Linked DNA regions of Homo sapiens: region 2 is linked to region 1. The links are chromatin loops, found by intact Hi-C in ENCODE. Cell type or tissue: IMR-90. All regions are shown on one strand.

Region 1 (8,000 bases):
TTTGTCAGCTTTTCTCTCAAAACATACCTAGAATCTGACCACCTCTTAACACCTCCACTGCTACCACCCTGGTCTGGATTTCTATCCTCTCTCCTCAGGAATATTAATATCCTCCTAATCTGGGTTCCTATGTTAAAGTCAGATCACCTCACTCTTTTGTTCAAAATTCTCTAGTTGGCTTCTCATGTTGTTACCAGAAAGGGGTCCCAATCCAGACCCGCAGAGAGAGTTCTTGGATCTCTAGCAAGAAAGAATTCAGGGCGAGTCCATAAAGTGAAAGCAAATCTATTAAGAAAGTAAGGGAATAAAAAATGTCTACTCCATAGGAAGAACATCCCCGAGGGCTGCTGGTTGCCCATTTTTATGGTCATTTCTTGATTATATGCTAAACAAGGGGTGGATTATTCATGAGTTTTCTGCGAAAGGGGAGGGCAATTCCCAGATCCCACAACTGAGGGTTCCTCTCCTTTTTAGACCATATAGGGTAACTTCCTGATGTTGCCATGGCATTTGTAAACTGTCATGGTGCTGGTAGGAGAGGCTTTTAGTATGCTAATGCATTATAATTAGTGTATAATGAGAAATGATGGGGACCAGAGGTCACTTTGTCGCCATCTTGATTTTGGTGGGTTTTAGCTGGCTTCTTTTCTCCAAACTGTTTTTATCAGCAAGGTCCTTATGACCTGTATCTTGTGCTGACCTCTTATTGCATCCTGTGACTAAGAATGCCTTAACCTCCTGGGAATGCAGCCCAGTAGGTCTCAGCCCTATTTTACCTAGCCCCTATTCAAGATGGAGTAGCTCTGGTGAGAGTGCCTCTGACAATCTCACTTTAAGTAAAAGCCAAAGTCCTTACAACACCCACGAAGACCTATATGATCTAGTCCCCTTTGCCTTTCTCATTTCGTCTCCTACCAGTCTCCAGGTCGATTATGGCACTCAAACCTTGCTGGACTCTTTGCTCTTATCTTCCCCTGAAATGTTCTTCATGCAAATATCCACATGGCTTCCTTCTTTATTTCCTTCAGGACTTTGCTAAAATGTGACATTATCAACGGTACTTCCTATAGCCTGTTATTTTTCTCTGCAGCTTTCATCACCGTGTGCCACACCATATATATTATTTGATTATTTATTTACTGTCTGTCTGCCTTCTCTAAAATGTAAACTCCATGGAAGTGGAAATTTTTTTGTATGTTTTGTTCACTGCTTTATCTGCAGTCTCTAAAACATTACCTGAATACAGTAGCACTCAATAAATAATTTTTCAGTACAGTATAATTGCATATTTCTCTGATTCGTTCACTAGACTCCAAGTAAATACTGCGTCTTATTCCTCTGTGTCAGTGTTCCACAAATGTTCTTTTAATGAATTAATATGAAATGTTCTGAAAAGAAATCTGTAGTTTCATTTGTTACTTTGAAATTCATGTTATTCTCACACCAAGTAGCAATTAATGGCAGAGATGGTATTATTTTGATGTTTGTTAGTTTGCTTGAATAGATTAGGAAAATAATTAAAAAGAAAACCATTTGAATATTGACTTCCAATCTTATTTTCAAATTAAAATTGTGCTCTAAAACCTACAAAAAGACTGAAGCAGACATTGAATTGTCCAGATATCGAACCCATGTTTCTTAGCTTGATACAAACACTTAGGCTTCTTGTTCTTGTATTTAATTCTATTTTATCCATTTCTATATACAGAGGATAAAGAGAAACATTCATCCTCATAGAATGGCATAGCATACAGAAGTGATGAGGGCTGTGCTCTAAGAGGATTAAGCACACAAAGAAGATAATTAACTTGCTGAGGTCTCACAGAAATGTGTGGAATAGCAAGAATAGCATTCAGAGTTTCTGTTATCTTAAGGAAGATCAATCAGTCAAATAGCTGCATGTTCATGATACAGAGTTTATTTGTAGCCCTAGGTATTAACTAACATAAGTTAAGAAAAATGTTTAACCCTAAACAAACATACACAAAAAATGTGAATAAAATTGGTTTGTTTTAAAATATAGGTTGACATCTAGTTTAAAGACCAAACCAGTGAATTTTCTGTTACTACCTTTAAAATCACTCACAATTGTAACAGAACTCCAAATATTAAAGTTTCACAATGGAAAATGATGGGAATGCAGAGGTACTGATGTTTTTAGACACAAATCCTTATAATCAATTTTATAGCCACTTATCAGACACTTTTGCTGGGTTGGGAAATTATGAATGATTTCAACTTTTCTTCCTTGAGCTTTTAGAGTACTGCAAAAAATTTAAAAAGATAATGTATTTTGTAATCAGAAAAAAATTATGAAAAATTACTACATGCTTATATAGTCTTCTCTAATGTGTAGTAATCACTCTTGAATGTAATGTTCAGGCCTAAAATTTAGACATTAGAAATGCACCTCACGTGTTCAAAAGCAAAAGCCTTGGCTGATCCAGCAGAAAAACAGCTCTGAGTTTACCAAATTTACCAATTCCCTGAGTACTGTTTATTATAAATTGGAAATGTAATGCCAGGCAGATGTGTCATCACCCAACAAAAGTGAAACTTAAAGAAGAATCATGTTTGACAAGCAATCAGACTTTGGAAAGAAAGGAATAGAGAAAAAGAAAACTCTGGAGAGAATTTGAGATTTCTTTGATGCCTCTAATACCCTAAATAAAAACAGTGGTGCAAAATGGCCATTTAAGAAAAATATTGCTGGAAGAGCCATTATCCTCTAAACTCTTAGGAATATTCATTAATATTCCTGAATACATTATTGCAGGCAAGATTTTAGAATCATTTAGAATATGTGCCACCAGGACATTCCCCACAGGAATATCCCTCTCCTACCAGGCTCTGAGCTTGGGAAGCTTGGTTCAATTTGACTCCCTTCCCCCACTACGAATGCCAATTCTTAGGTCTCTGCCAATGTGGAGTTAGTTGGCATACATGGAAGGAGGATGGCAGTTTGCTTTTCCTTCAACAACACCAGTTAGACTGAATAATTCCTGTGGGATAGAATTGCTTGAGATGATACTACATGAGGTGTTTATAAGAAAATTGATTTTTAAATAATTAAAACTCATAATTTTCTTAATGTGTATTAAAATATGCTCTAAATATAAATATTTTAATTTGCTAGTTGAAAATTAAAAATATTTATGTAAATTATGCACAATCCCTGAAAGGGTGCTTCAGCAAGTTGTAAATGGAACAATACATGGGAAGAGATTGCCATCTGGTGGCTGAAGGAAAAGTGCATTTTTGTGTAGGACAGGTATAAAAAACTTGTTTAAGCAAATAAATGTTAGTATGTTAGTATTCCCTGCTAACTTTTTTTTTTTTTTTTGTATCTTAGAGGCAGGATTTCGTTCTGTCACCCATGCTGGAATACAGTGGAGCGAGCACATCTCACTGCAGCCTCGACTTCCCAGGCCAAGTTGTCTTTCTTTCCACCTCGGCCTCCCATCTCAGCCTCCCAACTAGCTAGGACTACAGGTGAGTGCCACAACGCCCGGCTATTTTTTTTTTAATTTCTATGGAGACTGGATCTCACTGTTGCCTGGGCTGATATCGAACTCCTGGCCTGAGGCCATCCTCCTGCCTAAGCCCACTATCCTATTTTATTAACCAAACACTTCTATCTTAATTCAAGTATCAAATAAGATATAGAGGTACATGTGGTGGTTTTTTAAATATGTAAATGATTTTTCTCAATGTTACATATTCTTTCTCTTTAGAAGTGTAATATATAACATTGTGGAAAATATACATTTTTATATATCATGTATTTCTAAACTACAGAAAAGTATAGAGAAGGAAACAAAATCTATAACTCCACCACCTAGAGACAATCAAAATGAACATTTTTTTTTTGAGATGGAGTCTCGCTGTGTCACCCAAGCTGGAGTGCAGTGGCACGATCTTGACTCACTGCAACCTCCGCCTCCCGGGTTCAAGTGATTCTCCTGCTTCAGCCTCCCAAGTAGCTTGGACTACAGGTGTGCACCACCACGCCCAGCTAATTTTTGTATTTTTAGTAGAGACAGGTTTTTACCGTGTTAGCCAGTTAGTCGATCTCTTGACCTTGGCCTCCCAAAGTGCTGGGATTACAGGCATGAGCCACCGTGCCCGGCCCCACAATGAACATTTTAATAAATTTCCTGCAACTTTTTTTCTATGTATTCACATTCTTTTCATATAATTGATATCATAAGAAGTATTTAGTTTTGAACAGTGCTTTAAAAACATTACCAGTACATTATGTTTTTTTTTTAAACTATGTTTCAAGTTTGCTGTCATTTGAGAGAGGTTCTTTTCCTGGGAGAGAATAAAATATGCATATGCATGAATAGGTGACAGTATCCTTTGTTCAGGAAATTGCAAGTAGCTCAATGCTGTTGGAAAATGAAGTTGGAAACTTCCAGTTCAGTGAGAGTGGCTGGGAGGAGAATTAACAGGCGTTGGAGAGGTATGTGGAACACTGACCAAGAAGAACCACGGGCTTGTCATTTATCTACATTGTATGTTTATATGGATAATTATTGAGGAATTCTGGGTAATGAACCAAGGTTACTGGATTTGCACACCACAAAAAAATAATAAAATGATTTGACACTAATGGGGAGGATAGACTAAAATAATAGCTGTCAAAGCTGGCTGCACTTTAGAACTGCCCAAGGAGCTTTAAAAGTGCTAATCCCTAGACCTCAGTCCAAACAAATTAAATCAGGGTCCTTGGAAATGAGATACTTTAAAAGTTTCTCAGATGATACTATTATGCTGCTAGGGTTGAGATTCACTAAAGGGAGATGAAACTAGAGACAGAAATACCATTTAGAAGGGTGTTGCTTTAGACTATGTGAAAAATGATGTGTGCTTAAATTGGGTTAGTGACTGAACGTGTACAAGTTAAGTGGCAGAACTGACACAAGTTGCTAATTAATTGAGCACAAGGTATGAAAAAATAAAAGATTCAAGGATTATTCTCTAATAGTGCCTTGGTAAATGGCGGCGTTGACAGGAAAGAGAGCTGATTAGCTAAGTGTTTGGGAGGCAAGGAACGTGTGTTCATTAAGAAGCTACCATTTTCCTTTAGATGCATCATCAATGGCACAAACACTTTTAGACATATTTTCTGTTGCCCTGTTTTAAATCCTTGTGCCAGATATTGTCTGTTAGCTCCACCCTACTCTCTTTGTGATGGTGTGGTGAGAACTCTACCAAACTTCATTTTTGCTTCCCCAGGCTGTTCTGTGGTAGGGTCTTCCAGCAGGGGGCTCGAGAGGAGGACTGCAAAGCTGGAGAGGAAGGAGGGACAGCTTTTTCCTGTTTGCTGCTTTATGGCTTCCCATCTGCTTGTGGTTCTATTAAAAACTATTCCTGCTGCAGTTTTTGTTGTTGTTGTTGTTGTTGTTTGTTTGTTGTGTTTTTTGGTCGTTTTTTTTTTTTTTAACTCCTGTAGCATTTTTTTCTGTAGCAGCAGCAGAATCCAGGTTGCACTTTTTCACCACTTGCAGAACCAGCCTCAGGACCACCACCAGCCACTTCAACCGCCACCACTGACACCAGTATCAACTAGCTGGTGTCTGCTCCTGGGAGGCTGGGGTTTCAGGACCACAGTGCCCTTTTCTGTTTCAAGTTTTTCTCCTTGCTCTCTTTGATCCCTCAGGCTTGAGTGTGATACTTGCTTCCTGAAGTTGCTTTTTCCATGATTTGTTAGAGTTCTCTTTTTACCATTTCATAGTTAACACCTTCATAGCTATATAACTATTGTTTATATTAAGCTGTTTCTATTCAAATAACTGGTATATTTTCTGTCTCCTGATTAGACCCTGGAGGGCCACTATGAATAAAACGTGCCCTCTCAGCACTAATTTGGCCTGGCAGCCTTTCTAAGGACCACCACTCCATGTTTCCAGACTAAATAAACATTGAACTATAGTGGCAATTTAAGCAGTTATTTTTATAGAAAAGTTAAGTAAGCATTCCCAGTGATTGCAAAATACAAGAACCCAGGAGTTGTGACGACTTTATCTCATTCTTTTTCTTATACCACACAAGAGAGAGAAGAAGCACGGAAAGTCCTCGGATTTAGGCTTTCATATAGTTGTCCCTTGTTTCTGAACTCTATCTGTTCAAATCCTGACCTTCCTCCTGCAGACCCTATGCAATCCTCCACCATCTAGGGTCCCCACGTATTTTCTTCAGTTTTCCTTGGTCTGCATATTGCCAGAGAAACACAGGAGTTTGGCAAGGGAATACTGTGGGTTCTGGTGTTGTAAGTGGGGTAAAGGTAGTGAGGGCTCTGATTCCAGATTGGTCTCTTAATCAGTGAAGGCTGCTGCCATTTTCTACCTGATTTATCTAAGGAAAAGGGCAACTCACCATCATGAGTCTTAATTTTCTTTCCAAGACAACACAATCTAGCATCATATGAGGGGGTTATAATTTTCCTATTAATGTGGCTTTGACCCCATTCCTTAGAAAATAATAATGCTGGAATTCCTGAAAACGAATCTTCTGGCTTTTTCCTGAACATGTCCATATGACTGGAACCATCAGTTTAGTTTGAAATTACTCTGTGTGAATCATTTGAGAAAATGTTGCCAGCCTCAAATGGATTAATTCTGATAATGTACTATTTCCTCTCAGAAAAGTGTGGGTGATCGTGGTGGAAGATGGAGTTAGCCTACCAAACTATATCTCCATCCACAAAACCATGACAACTGACTTTTGTCTAAAACGTTCAGGTAGAAGCAATACCTAAAGTATCCATGGTAGATCTCTGTGTTCTCTTCACTTGGCATATAACTTGGGATCTCCCACCCCATATGCTGCTAATTTCACACCAAAATAATAATTTGATATTCATTCCTCTAGTTAAAGTTCTAGGGATATAGCCAAAACAAAGGGCAATAGAAGAGGGAGGAAAATAAAAAGAATACACTTATACTGTTCTTGCACAAATAACAGACTAACTCAATAGAACTCTCACCATTTAAAGGTAAGTAATAGAAACATAAATGTAAGAGACATAAAGAACTACTGAAAAAAAACAGTGAAATGTTTATGCAAAAATATTCCTACACTCAAAAAAAAGGGGAAATTATGAGACAAAAAAATTTAAATGTTTTTTAAATTAAATTAAAATTGTAAAAAAAATTATGTGAATACACCTGGAGATGCAATAGTAGCTGACAGAGTTAAGTAGAGAAACCAGAGTTTAAAAAAATTATTCTATGTGAAAACTACATTTGAAGCACTGAGAGACAACTGACTCAAAACAGAGTCAACAGAATGGAAAAAGCAGATGGAGTGCAGTGGAAAAGGTGTAACTTAAAAAGAGAAAAGCAGGTGAAAATAGGTAACTGTGGTAACTGTGCCTGAGCCTTTCAAACTTACTCTCCTTATCTTCCTGAGCACACAGATGCACAGCTAAACTATATTTTCTAGCCCTTTTTGTGTCTACATGTATGGCCATGTATTTACGTATTTAGAAATTGTTCTGCTGAAATTTTTCTCTTTGTGCATTGTCAACAATGAAATGTGAGCAGAAGTGAAGTGTGCAAGGTAGTTCCCTGGACAAGACTTGTTCAGATTTGCATTGCAGTCCTGGTCTCATTCTACCCAGTCCTCCATCTTTCCCTCTCTCCTCTCACAAATGTCAGACCAGTATTGTGGCCTTAAGTTCTCCCTGCTTAATCCTGCCCACCCTTCCTCCTCATCATTCACAGGTCTTTTGCCCATTGCATCTGTTTCTTGTGTTTCTAATTCCTTCTTGGTGTTTGTTTCTCAGAAGACTCAACAGACACATCCAGTGAGTTTTTAATTCAGCTATTGTATTTTTTCAGTTTTATAATTTCCATTTGGTTCCTTTTAATAATTTCTGTTGCATTGCTGAAGATTTTGTTTTTGTTCATTCATGAGCATATTTTATGTTTATAAGCAGAGCTGTAATAACTATTTTAAGTAGTCTTGTCTGCTAATTCCAGTATCTGGGTTGT
Region 2 (8,000 bases), 270 kb before region 1:
AAGGAAAAGAAAAATGAAAATATTCAGCTTAGGAAGATAAACATATTTGCTATGATTCCTCTTCGGGATTGTCTCTTAAATTGTCAGACAGTAGAATGAAAAAGGATATAGGATATAAAAAAATCAAGGTCCACACTAATTCCCAACAGGAAAAGTTATCATTAAATTTAATTTGTTCTTCCTACTGTATGAACAGAGCTCCATCAAAATCTATCTCTGTGATACAATATTGCTGTAAAATCCTTATGCAACCTCAAAAGAACAGGGGACATAAACGTGCTCCAATGGCAAGTGAGAGGTGGCAGTGGGATGAAGATGTGAAGGGAAGCATTGGCAGCCATGCCAACCTAAGCAAATAAATCTACAATCCCAGACCTACTGCCTTGGCCCTTGTGAATTAGAATGACTAGAATGAGGAAGTATATGTGTGCATTCATGTGTGTTTGTGTGGAGTGTGTGTCTCCCTGGAAAGGAAAATGCTTCATAAGCTACTAAGTTTCTGTTTAGGGCAGATATTGTTGCTGTCAATCCACTGTAGGCATTCACAGGTTAAAAGATGTGCTTTAGCAGGTAAGATTATCTGTTCTCAAAATGGTTCTTTTCAAGAACAGAAAATGAAGCTCTTCAACTCTGGGGTCAAACTCACAGATTCCTTTCATGGAAGATAGTAAGTGCAGTTCTGGATATGACTTTACAGGTGCTCACCCAATGGCAGATCATTTTATCTGAGAAATCCTGGGAGGGAAGAGTTGTCTAGTAGAAAAAGCAACCCTTAAACTCAAGGTTTATAGAGTGGGATTTTTCTAGCAAACTTTCCATATAAATTTGCTTGAACTTTCTCTTTTCCCATCATTTCACAGTGATTCAAAGCTAAGAGCCATTTGACTCTTTATTGAGGATTAGAGGGAAAAAAGGGCTGACTTCAACACATAGAACTAGGGACTGTGATGGGCAGTTGGTCAGCGCATGTCAGTCCACTTCCATCTGTGCCCCGAGCATTGGGATTGGGGGACTGGCTGAGACTGGGTCCAAATTTTTCATTTGATTTTAAGGCAACTATCTCAAAGGTCCCTGTGAGATGGAAGCAGGCCCAGGACCCACTAAAATGGCAGGCATGCTGTAAGGCAGGTCTGGGGTGGTGAACTGAACTTAGGGTTGAAGATACACAAATCTCTGTGGTCCCAGACCTAGAGTTAGGGTATGGACATCTCAACTGGAGTTTTGAGCTGATCTGAGGGCTTAACTCTGATGCTGTTCAAAAGACAGGGTATTGTTTATGTGTATCAGCTCTCTGAATTCAGAAATCAGTTCCCGAGAGTACTCAACATGGAATCCCTACTTTTCTGCAGAAGCAGAGACCCCGATAAAGGGTGTGGCCAATGCAGTGCAAATGTCTCTCAGGAACGTAGCCATGATAGTCAGAAATGTGACATTAGAAGGAACACCAACCACAACTCCATACTTAAAAATCAGTTAAGTGGAAAATATTGTCAGGAGCTTAGTCTGCGTTTTTCCACAAGGGTACTATTTGTAGTTTTTTAGAAATCATCAGTTTTATTTCAACAGTAAAGTAGCACCATCTGGGCTGGCCGAGGTGGCTCACGCCTCTAATCCCAGCACTTCAGGAGGCCGAGGTGGGAAGATCACCTGAGGTCAGAAGTTCAAGACCAGCCTGGCCAACATGGCAAAACTCCATCTCTACTAAAAATACAAAAATTAGCCAGGAATGGTGGCACATACCTGTAATCCCAGCTACTCAGGAGGGTGAGGCAGGAGAATCACTTGAAGCCGAGAGGCAGAGGTTGCAGTGAGCCGAGATCATGCCATTGCACTCCAGCCTGGGCAACAGAGCAAGACTCCATCTCAAAGAAAAAAAAAAAAAGAGGGGGGAGAAAAAAAAGAAGCACCATCTGAATAATATGCCATCGGAACATTCTTTTGCAGTGCTGGCGTGGGACGGACAGGAACATTCATTGCCCTGGACAGGCTCTTGCAGCACATTCGGGATCATGAGTTTGTTGACATCTTAGGGCTGGTGTCAGAAATGAGGTCATACCGGATGTCTATGGTACAGACAGAGGTAGGAACATAATCTATATGTATTTTTAAATTTTCCCTGGACTGAAAAACTTACCATTATTCAATGATATGCTTCAAAACAATTCTCTCAAACTTCTTTGTATCTTTCTTTCCCATTTTCTTATTGTATATGTTCAAACTGCTTTGAGGCATAAAAGAAATAGACACTAGCCTCCAGAAATCCATTCGACATATAGTGATTATACTTTTATTGGCATCATAATTCAGAGTGCATGGGTAGATTCGTAAGAGTAAAACCTCTTTGAACAGACTCAGAGTCAATTGCAGATAACAGCCATCCTGGGTAAATGCCACCAAATAGAGACTGTTGAACTGGTGAAATTTGATTTATATTTGAAATGTTGGATTTGATTCAATACATTTGTCATTAGTTTATCCTCCGTGTGACTCTATCCCAATTCACTTTTGATGATGATTAGAAGTTGGATTTGAGCTTTCTGTCCCTTTTATGATTTTAAAGATTCCCAGTCCCCAACCTACCAGCATTGCCAGTTCCCTTCATCTCAATGATGAAGATTTATTATTTTAACAACATGGAAGCATCCCCTGAAATATCCAACAGTGTTACGTGCTCCGTCTTCCTCCTCTTCTCCCGAGTCCTCCCTCCCTGAAAGCCTGAGGATGCACTTAGTCTGGAGCGACAACCCAAGGCAACGCCGGCAGACAGCACCGCCTGCCTCAGAGCAGCCGTGGGTGTGTACCCTTGTGGGCGCAAAAACCCAAGTACAACAGCTTGTTCATAAGCCTCATCACCCAGCCATACTCGCGACTTCTTAGCTTCGGTCTTACAATAATCCTTTTTCTCAAAGAGTATGTGTGGGTGGAGCGCTTGGGTAGAACACAACCTGGCCCGACCTGTAATCAGGGTATTTTTAAAATGCTTTGGTCTTCCTCATGCTTTTCCTACCCAGCACCACTAGATGTCAGTATCACTTCAAAAGCCTAGAGTAATGGCGGCCGTCTCAGCTGTTTCTGCTTTCCCACTCCTTTTACTTTTCTTTCCTCCTACCTCCCCATTCTTGTCTGACCAATTTTTGGCAAGGCTGTTTCAATACATTCATTTCTGAACTACAGCAGGATCATACCACTTGGGAAAGAGTTATCCTCGTTAATATTCAGACCTCTCATTGATAATTAGGAAGCAAGTCCAATTGGTTTCCTCACTTGGTTTCAATCATGCTGCCTAGTAATTTAGTGTGGTGGGGACATCAGTATCACTTTTTAATCATAAGTTTAAAATGTCTGGTTTCCCAGAGGAGTCCACTGTCTGGTGAGTAAACAGTGCTTTATTAATCGGTCCATATTTTTGGCTTTTACTTCCATAAATTTGCACCTTGATATGTGATTAAAAATCCACGTTATGTATATGAATCACCAAGCTTCAAAGAGCCACACCTTATTTTAAGTATTTTGCATTTAATGAATTGTCTCCTCAATTTACTTAATTCATACCTTTTACAACTTCATAGATTTTGGGGCCTGGCGTAGTGGCTCACAGCTGTAATCCCAGCACTTTAGGAGGCTGAGGCGTGCGGATCACCTGAGGTCAGAAGTTGGAGACCAGCCTGGCCAACATGGTGAAACCCCGTTTCTACTAAAAATATTAAAAAATTAGCCTGGCCTGGTGATGGGCACCTGTAATCCCAGCTACTCGGGAGGCTGAGGCAAGAGAGTTGCTTGAACCCAGGAGACGGAGGTTGCAATGAGCTGACATGGTGCCACTGCACTCCAGCCTGGGCGACAGAGTGAGACTCCATCTCAAAAAAAACAAAAAAAACTTAGTAGATTTTAATTATGGCCTGTTTGCTTTTGACTTTTCTCCAACTACAGATTCTTAATCTCTTTCACATGACACATCCTCCATCCCATTTTTAGGGTCATTATCTTTCTTTGGGTGGTTATCAAGCAGCCACCATGTCGCTTTCTGCAAAGCCAAGAAAACGTTTTGTTTTCTCCCTAAATGTTTTACCCTAAATTTTGGTTGTTTTATTTGTTTATGCCAGCATTTTATGTTGATATCTCCGCGGACACAGCCTTTTTAAAGTACAGTATCCCCATCCTGGCCAACATAGTGAAACCCCTTCTCTACTAAAAATACAAAAATTAGCTGGGCGTGGTGGCACACGCCTGTAGTCCCAGCTACTCGGGAGGCTGAGGCAGGAGAATCGCTGGAACCTGGGAGGCAGAGCTTGCAGTGAGCCAAGATCGTGCCACTGCACCCCAGTCTGGTGACAGAGCAAGACTCCGTCTCAAAAAAAAAACCCCATAAAATAATTAATTAAAATTAATTATGAAATAATTAAATAAAAAATAAAGTGCAGTATCCCTTCCCTGAACTCTCATGGGGAGTTCAAAGTCAGCAAAGGGGGCAGAGGTTCCCCGGGTTACTTACTTTTTCCAACTTTTCTAGCTTGACCCTTGATTCCCGCAGGACTTCCTGGTGGATGTTTTCCAGTTCCAGTTATTTATCTGTGTCTTTTTTTTTAACTTATGTCTAGAACATCTTCTTCATTTACCTTTATTTTTTCCTTGTTCCTCTGCTTACCATGGTTCATCCCGTATTTTGAATACAGATTGATCTGCCTAAGATTCTCCTTAAGCCCATTCACATTCAAATTCTGCTGCCAGGTCACAAAAGTTAACAAGGAAAGAACAAAGTAAAAAAAGGTTATTCTTTTCACATGTATCATCCTAGAGTACTCCTTTGACGCTAATGATTTTCAAGAGAATGAAATGGTTCTCCACTTGAGCTCTGTTTTTATGTATATAATCAACCCACATAGACCATATTTCCTCCCATCACTGGTATCTAATTTTCCAGCCTTCTCTACATTGCCTTGACCCCACCATTCCACCTCACCCAAAAAATTGCAGAAGTAGCTGATAGGATGAGCCATGTCTCCAGGTGCAACATGCTGCCTGGACTGCACTGTGACCTGCCCTCTTCCTCTTCCTCACCTGACCAGACACACTTCATAGACTTCTTCACGCAAGTAGAGGCGTATTTAGAAAGAATGCCAGACCCTGAGGGGAGCCTGAATCTCCACTTTACTGCTGCACAAGTCATGTCACCTCTCAAGGCTCCCATTTCTCTTCTGTAAAATATGAATGATAACTTTCACTAATTTTTGTAAAGCAGACATGATGGGAAATAATATAACCTAGATAAGTGATTTGAAACTGTGAAGTGCTACTTATGAATGATGTTCTCCTCTCTTCTATTTTTATCGAATATTTTGTTTGGTTTTCCTCTAATATCCTTCCCTGGAGGTCAGTTGGGGCTTTGCTTTGAGCAGCCCATCCTCTTGATCTGCAGTTTGAATTTCGGGACTTTCAAGGACAAGTCCCTCCATAAATAGTCTTTATTTACTTTTCTTGTGGTCTTGTTGTTTGGTTGTTTTTTGTTTTGATACAAAATGTAGCCACTAAGCAGATGCAGATTGAATGTCCAGGCAATCTCTGGTCTTATCTATTCCCTGTGTTGACATAACACCAGAAGCAATGGATTAGGTGTCCATGTGTGATGACCACAAGGGGTAGCTCAGCCACTGATAGGATACCATCACCACAAAAGGGAATATATTTTCTCCAAACCGTGTTGAAAAATACAGGTTAGGCTGAGGCATCAATCCAGTGATGTTCGAAATATTAATTTTGTTTTTTGTATGAAGTTGTTACACAGGAAGCTTCTTAAAATCCTATGAATATTTTGACCGGATCTCATTTAAATGTTATTTCTAGTGCTATTACTTATAGAGAAACTCTGGGAAACAAAGAAAAAGGAGGAACACTGTGAAATTACCCTTACTTCTTGGCAGAAAGATATATTTTGGTGATTTCATTTTGGCTTTCATTCAAGTATAACTTTTACATGATTGTGCTCATATTATATGTATGTATATATGTGTGTTACTTTACATTCTATTTACATTGTAGTTTCTCATTTAGGATTTTACTATGTAGCCTGTATAGTATCAAAAATTACCTACAACTCTATAAATCTCATTTTAAGGACAGACTAATGTTTCATTAAAGATACACTATTGCATACTTAAACCAATCTCCTTTTTATAGAACATTAAATTGGATTATTTTCCACTTTTTACTATTATCTGTGTCCACACCATTTATTAGCACTTTATTAATTCTACCTCCACAAACAATAGGTAAAATGGACTGCCTCAACAAACTTGTCATCATTAAATATTATTCTTTTCCTTCTAGCTTTGTCCACTACATAGATAGAAAATAATTATTTCAATGTACTTTGTATTACTTGACTATTGTTGGCATATTTTAATATTTCCTCAGTTTACTTCAAAAATCATTTAATAAACACAGCTAAGTGCTAAGCATTAGGAATAAAAAGACATAGTTTCTAACTTCCAGGGAATATTTGGCCTAGTGGTTGATGTCCTTTACTTATTTGTCTATTTGTATATGTTACTGATTTGAATGACTTTATCACAAAAATAAAGGCATCAATATTCTGTCATAATTCTAGAAAATATTTTTCTTTTCCAGTTTGTGGTTTACCCTGTGTTTTATTCTTTTTAACTTTTTAAAATATACAGTAGATTGAGATTTTTATTTGTAATGTATTCTACTGCTCTTAATTTTAGAAATTCCTTTCCTAAAGGAATCAGAGAGAAATTAACCAATATTTTCCTCTGTATTTTTAAAGACAATTTATTAAATTACCTGGAATTTGCTTTGGTGTATGATAATGGGATATCCTTTTTTTTTCAAAATAGCCCCATGATTTGATTGAATATTCATTTCCTTTAGCATTAATAATGATTTAATGTACAGCATGGTGAACATAGTTCATAATACCGTATTGTATACTTGAAATTTGCTAGGAAAGTAGATCTTAAGTGTTCTCACCACACACACACACACACAAATATATATACATACATATATATGTATATATACACACACATATATATAAACATATATATAATCTGGGGTGATGAATGTGTTAACTAGCTTGATTGTGGTAATCATTTCATAACATATATGTATATCAAGTCATCACATTGTACACCTTAAATATATACAATTTTTATTATACTGCAATAAAGTTAGGGGAAAAAAATTCCACTGTTTTTTTAAAAAAGCCATGATGTTCTAAGCTCTGTTATTAATCAAAATACTTGTACAGTTGATTCTCTTGGATTTTCTAGTTATAAAACTGTGTCTCTGTAAATAATGAAAATGGTTTCCTTTAACACCAGATCTTGATCATTAAAATTGTCATAGTATAAAATATTATATCTTTGCACATGTCTGCTCTGAAACCTGTTTTTGTCTTTTGTTCCAGGAGCAGTACATTTTTATCCATCAGTGTGTGCAACTGATGTGGATGAAGAAGAAGCAGCAGTTCTGCATCAGTGATGTCATATACGAGAATGTTAGCAAGTCCTAGTTCAGAATCCGGAGCAGTAAGTGGAGAAGAGCTCTCCACGAGTGCTCAGTCTTAGAACTATTAGAGGGGGATGTGATGGATGGGACAAAAGACAGCAGTAGCCATTTGTATTGACTCTGACTTCACATGAGTATTTCTTCCCAGCTCCTGGCCTCACATGGGTGGTCACAGGGAGAAACAAGTACTGTAGCAGATCTTTGAGTTTCAATGCACCTTGGTTGGTGTTGGCAACAAACAGGAGCTTCTGCACATCATGATGACTTTACCTCCATTCCCTCTACCCAGAACCCTAAATTATTCTGTTATTGGATCTGTGCCTGTAATATCAGGATACTACCATCCAAATCTATCTAGATATCTTGTGCAAATATTTTATTGATTACAAGGGCTGTATACGGGGTTACAAAAAGACATGAGCTGGATTGGACACTCCTAAAACCAAAAACAACAGTGACAATAGAGTCTCAGG

Evidence for each region. Hi-C counts contacts between places; a loop is a spot of excess contacts. Peaks named below come from ENCODE experiments on the same cell type or tissue, not always from the same donor. Only the 100,000 strongest peaks of a DNase experiment are listed, where the experiment ranks them.
Region 2: it touches region 1 in a loop (14-fold over the local background); 110 of 110 quality-filtered maps call a loop at or near these places.

What each region holds. Positions count from the first base shown.
Region 1 is chr12:15,853,325-15,861,324 of GRCh38, forward strand. The region is part of intron 2 of LOC102724146 (a long non-coding RNA gene); the gene reads right to left. Among named protein-coding and RNA genes, the nearest start is that of STRAP, 25 kb to the right of the region's middle. In IMR-90, a CTCF peak has its summit at 3,228 (motif pointing left); DNase peaks (open chromatin) are centred at 2,497 and 3,217; H3K27ac peaks cover 393 bases.
Region 2 is chr12:15,587,511-15,595,510 of GRCh38, forward strand. PTPRO (protein tyrosine phosphatase receptor type O) reads left to right here. Exons shown (of 27, transcript NM_030667.3): 25 at 1,945-2,080; 26 at 7,427-7,547. The coding sequence ends at 7,531. Among named protein-coding and RNA genes, the nearest start is that of EPS8, 200 kb to the right of the region's middle. RefSeq lists enhancers at 2,710-2,759, 3,040-3,099. In IMR-90, CTCF peaks have their summits at 3,022 (motif pointing right) and 5,619 (motif pointing right); a DNase peak (open chromatin) is centred at 3,061; H3K4me3 peaks cover 235 bases.